Linked DNA regions of Homo sapiens: region 2 is linked to region 1. The links are chromatin loops, found by intact Hi-C in ENCODE. Cell type or tissue: dorsolateral prefrontal cortex. All regions are shown on one strand. Each heading gives the region's core, and the rest is flanking DNA. Links, peaks and the distances in the headings are about the cores only. Region 1 overlaps PDZD2 (PDZ domain containing 2). Region 2 overlaps PDZD2 (PDZ domain containing 2).

Evidence for each region. Peaks named below come from ENCODE experiments on the same cell type or tissue, not always from the same donor. Only the 100,000 strongest peaks of a DNase experiment are listed, where the experiment ranks them.
Region 2: it touches region 1 in a loop (7-fold over the local background); 2 of 110 quality-filtered maps call a loop at or near these places.

The regions. Positions count from the first base shown.
Region 1 is chr5:31,732,348-31,735,151 of GRCh38, forward strand. All of the region lies in intron 1 of PDZD2 (PDZ domain containing 2), which reads left to right. Among named protein-coding and RNA genes, the nearest start is that of PDZD2, 95 kb to the left of the region's middle. In dorsolateral prefrontal cortex, for the core only: a CTCF peak has its summit at 1,234; a DNase peak (open chromatin) is centred at 1,244; H3K4me3 peaks cover 1,019 bases; H3K27ac peaks cover 2,414 bases.
Region 2 is chr5:31,807,877-31,810,680 of GRCh38, forward strand. All of the region lies in intron 2 of PDZD2 (PDZ domain containing 2), which reads left to right. Among named protein-coding and RNA genes, the nearest start is that of MIR4279, 130 kb to the right of the region's middle. In dorsolateral prefrontal cortex, for the core only: CTCF peaks have their summits at 1,389 (motif pointing left) and 1,593; a DNase peak (open chromatin) is centred at 1,375; H3K4me3 peaks cover 1,027 bases; H3K27ac peaks cover 816 bases.

The sequences.
Region 1 (2,804 bases), core at 66-2,565:
GTCCTATCCATGAGCTTTTTGCAGGTTTGCTAGCAAACTGTTGCCTGATTGATGGTTGTTCTCTGCTCACCTTTGACCTCAGATGCAAAGACCGGCACAGGGAGATGTTTTCTCAAATGCCCACCTCTAAGAGGATGGAGCCCAGGCCAGAAGGCTGAGCAGAAGGAGGTGGGAGGCCAAAAAACATGGCAGGTCCCTCACATGGGCCCCACTGCCTGTGAACTTGGCCACCTGTGGTTTACTGCAGATGCTTGAAAGAATTTGCTATCTAAGAGATTGTTTCCTTGGAGAAGGCCATTTCTAAGAGAGCTGAGAAGGTCCTTGAAAGTTCCATAATTTATGATGTTCATAGAGTAGGGAAAATATCAGGAGCAGCTTTTTATTTTTATTTTACTTTTTGAGACAGAGCCTCACTCTGTCACCCAGACTGGAGTGGAGTGGTATGATCTCAGCTCACTGCAATCTCTGCCTCCTAGGTTCAAGCAATTCTCCTGCCTTAGCCTCCTGAGGAGCTGGGATTACAGGCAGGAGCCACCACGCTCCGCTAATTTTTGTATTTTTAGTAGAGACAGGGTTTCGCCATGTTGGCCAGACTGATCTTGAACTTCTGACCTCAGGTGATGCGCCTGCCTCGGCCTCCCAAAGTGCTAGGATTATAGGCGTGAGCCACCGCGCCCGGCCGGGAGCAGCTTTTTAAATAAACTTTTTATTGAATTATAATATGCACACAGAAAAGGGCACAATCACAATATAGTACAAGCCGTGATTCCATTTATGTGAAGTATCAGAACAGGCCAAACTTACCTGTGCTGTTAGAATTCGGGGTGGGTTACCTTCCAGTGGATAGTGCCTGGAAGGGAGTACAGGGGCTGCCCTGGGGTGCTGGTGATGTTCCAATTCTTGATGGGAACAACGCTTTGTGATTTAACAGAATTTCAAACCGTATTTAGCATGCATCAAACTGAGGATGAAAAAATCCTGGGGGTTCAAATGGTTGACAGCTAAGGCTTGTGCTTTGGGGATATCTTTCGTTTCTGTCTTTCTGGCATCTTTCCCCCGTTCTCTTGCTTTGGAGCTCATTCTTTCTCACTCTCAATCCACGTGCTGCGTGTGGTCTGACCCACACTCTGGTCCCAGGAGCAGGCAGAAAACTCAGGGACTGGCTAAGTGATAGGCACATGATCCAAGTCAGACAATGAGTCTATTCTGGGACTTTTTCTGGAACCAGTGTGAAAGAGGCACATGCTCTCAGCTGGGGTTTCCAAGCTGGTACGATAGAAGCTTTGCCTTCTGGTGGCCGTCTTTACTCCCATGTGCAGAGTGCCAACTGGGAACGAAGCCAGTACATTCAGAAAAGTCGCGATTCCTGGTGACAGTATATGCAGATCCAGCTGTGTTGAGAGCTATCGCCGTTCCTGTAATGCAGGAAGATCCAAACTGTTTTCTCCTACTATCCTCTCACTCAACACAACACAGAACACTTCTGTAACCAGATATGGGGATTTCTTCATACACATGAATTCTCCAGTGGGCACCAACTAGGTGTCTTGCAATTTAATTCAATTCTGACACTGTCTACCTGGAGTTACCATCAGACCTCACAGGTTAAGCGCACAGTCTCCCAAAGACTTTTCCCATTTCAGATACCAATATGAAGTCCCAGGTTTTCGCCAGTACTTCTGACTGACCAGCTGTAAAATCAGAATTTCCAAAACCCCCTTCTTGGGTTCCATAATTTGCTGCAATGGCTCACAGAACTCAGGGAAATACTTATGTTTACAGTTTATTGTCCAGTGAAAGATAGGATAAAGGATACAGATGAACAGCCAGATGAAGAGATGCATAGGGCGAGGTATGGGGGAAAGGGTGCAGGACTTCCATACCCTCTCGGGGTGTTCCACTCTCCTAAAAAAACCTCTGAATGTTCAGCAATCTGGAAGTACTCCAGACCCTGTCATTTTGTTGTTGTTGTTGTTTTGTTTTGTTTTTTGAGATGGAGTCTCGCTCTGTCTCCCAGGCTGGAGTGCAGTGATGTGATCTCAGCTTACTGCAGCCTCTGCCTCCCGGGTTCAAGCGATTCTCCTGCCTCAGCCCCTTGAGTAGCTGGGATTACGGGCACCCGCCACCACACCCAGCTAATTTTGTATTTTTAGTAGGGACAGGGTTTCACCATGTTGGCCAGGCTGGTCTCGAACTCGTGACCTCAGGTGATCCACCCACCTCAGCCTCCCAAAGTGCTGGGATTACAGGCATGAACCACCATGCCTAGCCCATTTTGGGTTTTTATAGAGGCCTCATTATGAGGCTTGATTGACCTTTGGCTTCATTGACCATTGGTGACCAACTCCAGCTTCAGCCCCTCTCCCCTCCCCAGAGTTTGGGAAATGGGGCTGAAAGTACCCAATCACGAGATTGGTTTCCCTGAAAACCAGCCCCCATCCTACAGCTATCCAGGAGCCCTCAGCCACCAGTCATCTCATTAGCATAAGAAAAAACATTTATCATTTCAGAGACTTCAAGCGTTTTAGGAGCTATGCCAGCAACGAAGAGCAAATATGTATTTCTCATTGTAAATGACAATATCACAATTCCTCGAGGATTTTTTGTTTACATGCATCAGTAAATTCCTTTGTCTGTCTCTGCCCTTCAGAATGGTTGCTATCCCTTGGCTTCAAGGTTCTGACTACATAAAGAGATTCATTTCTCGGTCAGGTCAGTTGGAACTGCTAATATACTTGCCCAGCGTTGAACCCTCCACTGCATCTCTCAGCCTCTTCATGAGCCGTGGAGCGTGGATATGATGG
Region 2 (2,804 bases), core at 265-2,764, 76 kb after region 1:
CAGCCCTGGTCAGAAGTCACCTTCAGCACAGTACCCGCTGCCTTGAACTTGCATGTAAAATTAAATTTAGGGTTGTTGCAAGCTTAGGCTCTGGTTACCCATGGCAACCTTGAGTTCTGTCTGCATTATAGCAGATTTTAAACAGTGTCAAGAGGCTGCTAGAAGGTGTTACTTGGAAAAATGACTGCAGGTAGTGATGTAGGTAGGAGATGGTAGAGAGAAAGAATTGCCAATTGTAGCTTGATACTGTAGTCTCTGGGGCCATTTAGCATAAGGGTCCTGCCTACCTGAATATGCTCAAAGGTGCCTGACGCTCTGTGCAGGACTGGATATATAGTAAGAGGTCGTCATCACCATGACTTAGAGACATTAAGGAAAGGTGAAATTATACTCAGCTTGCTGTTTAAAAAGCCAGAGAAGCATGTAATACACTTTAGAAAGATTTCCCTTACCGGTTAAAACGAAAACAAGTTTCAGCATTTAAAATTCAATTATGTGGAAAACCTGCCATGTGGAACAGCCCATTCCCCAAGGATGAAGTGTAAGTGAAGCATTACGGACTGTTTGTTCGTGACCCGCTTCATTCCTTTCAGACTGCTGTCTCCACGTGCTGTTTCACTCCAGGACTTGGTTTCTGGAAGGTATCCCAGGGTTCATCCAAGTCCTGTTTTCTCACTCTACCAAGGTGGAAACTGAGGCTTCAGGAGGTGGTTTCCTGGGGTCAAGTATCATCTTAGAGAAGAGTGACGCCTAGAATTCATGCACTCTGACTCAAATTCTAGAATGTTTTCTTTAACATCATAAATAACAACTAATGAGGCTGGGCATAGTGGCTCATGCCTGTAATGCCAGCACTTGGGGAGGCTGAGGCGGGTGGATCACTTGAGGTCAGGAGTTTGAGACCAGCCTGGCCAACATAGTGAAACCCCATCTCTACTAGAAATACAAAAAATTAGCTGGGCATGGTGGCACACACACCTGTAGTTCCTGCTACTCAGGAGGCTGAGGCAGGAGAATCGCTTGAACTGGGAGGCGGAGGTTGCAGTGAGCCGAGATCACACCACTGCACTCCAGCCTGGGCAACAGAGCAAGACTCCATCTCAAAAAAAAAAAAATAATAAAAATAACTAATGAAATTAGGATGGTTTTTTAACAGTTTATTATTTACATAAAAACATAGAAAATCTATGTTTTTACCTGTTCTGAAAATGGATAGTTACATCTAGAACCTTCCATCTCAACAAGAGTGTAGCTTATAGCTGCCTCCTAAGAGTGTGGCGATGGCCATTGGAGAGGACAGTGGGAGCTTGCTTTCCTCACCTCTTGGGAGTGCCATCTGACAAGCTGTGAGGATCTGAGGGCCGTCGCCTGCCATCTTGTGGTTGAAATCCAGCACAGTGAGAGAAAGTGCTGGGAGCCCCAGTCCAGTTTATTATTCACAGGCTGTGTGTGTTTCACCGCCGTGCTGTTTGGCTGATGTTTTCAGCCTTCAGAGCTCTCTCTTGAATGGCAACATCTGAGCTATCCTCTCCTGTCTGTGACTGGTGTTTTTTCCTGTGGCCCTGGGAGGTGCCCCATTCGAGTCCCTTCACACACACAGCCTCGGCCCTCAGGAGTCGCACTAATGAATGAGGAGCTGATCTGAGAAATCCGCCTGTGCTCAGCTCTTCGTGATGGATGACAGAGGGGAGTTATTCGTCCCCAGTTTCTCTAACTCTGTTCTGGAATCAGAAGCCTTTTAAGGAAAGCGTGAGCAGCAAGACAATTTCCAACACTACAATGGCCAGTGGGGTGAGTTCTTTCAGAAAACTGGCAAACTTGGCCACACCCTCCGTCGCAGCCCACAGATCATTGTTGAAAGCCACATGCACAGCTGCTTTTCAGGGTCCACTTGTTTTTATGAGGGAAGAGATTCCATAAAAAGAGCGACTTTCCATCATTTAAAGAGGATTGAGGTTTCAGAGCCAGATCCAGAGATGCTCTTTAATTTTATCCCAGTGACCTGCTCCTCCTCTGGTACCCTGGTCACAACCTTTCTGAATGGGGGCAGCACAGCCCCTGGGTGATTAACTTGAGCCATGGAAGATGGAAAACCCAAATACCTACATAAGACACTCGCTTTTAAACTCTTAGCACTACTTTCGGGAATTGTAATGGTAATTGTAAACCATACAGAGAAGAAAGATAAAAGCATCTTAGTGTGGTTATAGTGTTACTGGTCCAACTTCATACCCGTCTATCTATAGGCACCCCTGGGCCATTTTCAGCAATCCTGACTTCTACTTTATCTTTTCTGTCCGGGTACTAAATACGTTATGAACATTTTTATTCTCTCGTTTTGAGCACCATATGCCCTCAAAATGACTTTTTCTTTTCTTCTCCAGAGATTTTTTTTTTTTTTTTTGAGACGGAGTCTTACTCTGTCGCCCAGGCTGGAGTGCAGTGGCGCGATCTCCGCTCACTGCAACCTCCGCCTCCCGGGTTCATGCAATTCTCCTGCCTCAGCCTCCCGAGTAGCTGGGACTACAGGTGCCCACCACCACGCCTCACTAAATTTTTGTATATTTTTTAGTAGAGACGGGGTTTCACTGTGTTACCCAGGATGGTCTGGATCTCCTGACCTTGTGATCCGCCCACCTTGGCCTCCCAAAGTGCTGGGATTACAGGCTTGAGCCACCACGACCAGCCGCCTCCAGAGATTTTTGAACTTCAGGCTTTGGCACCTGTTTTGGCCCTTGGCCCTTTCTTAGTTACTGTGGAAGCAGAGGCAGGTAACCAACTGCAATGAGTAGGTGAGCCGTTCC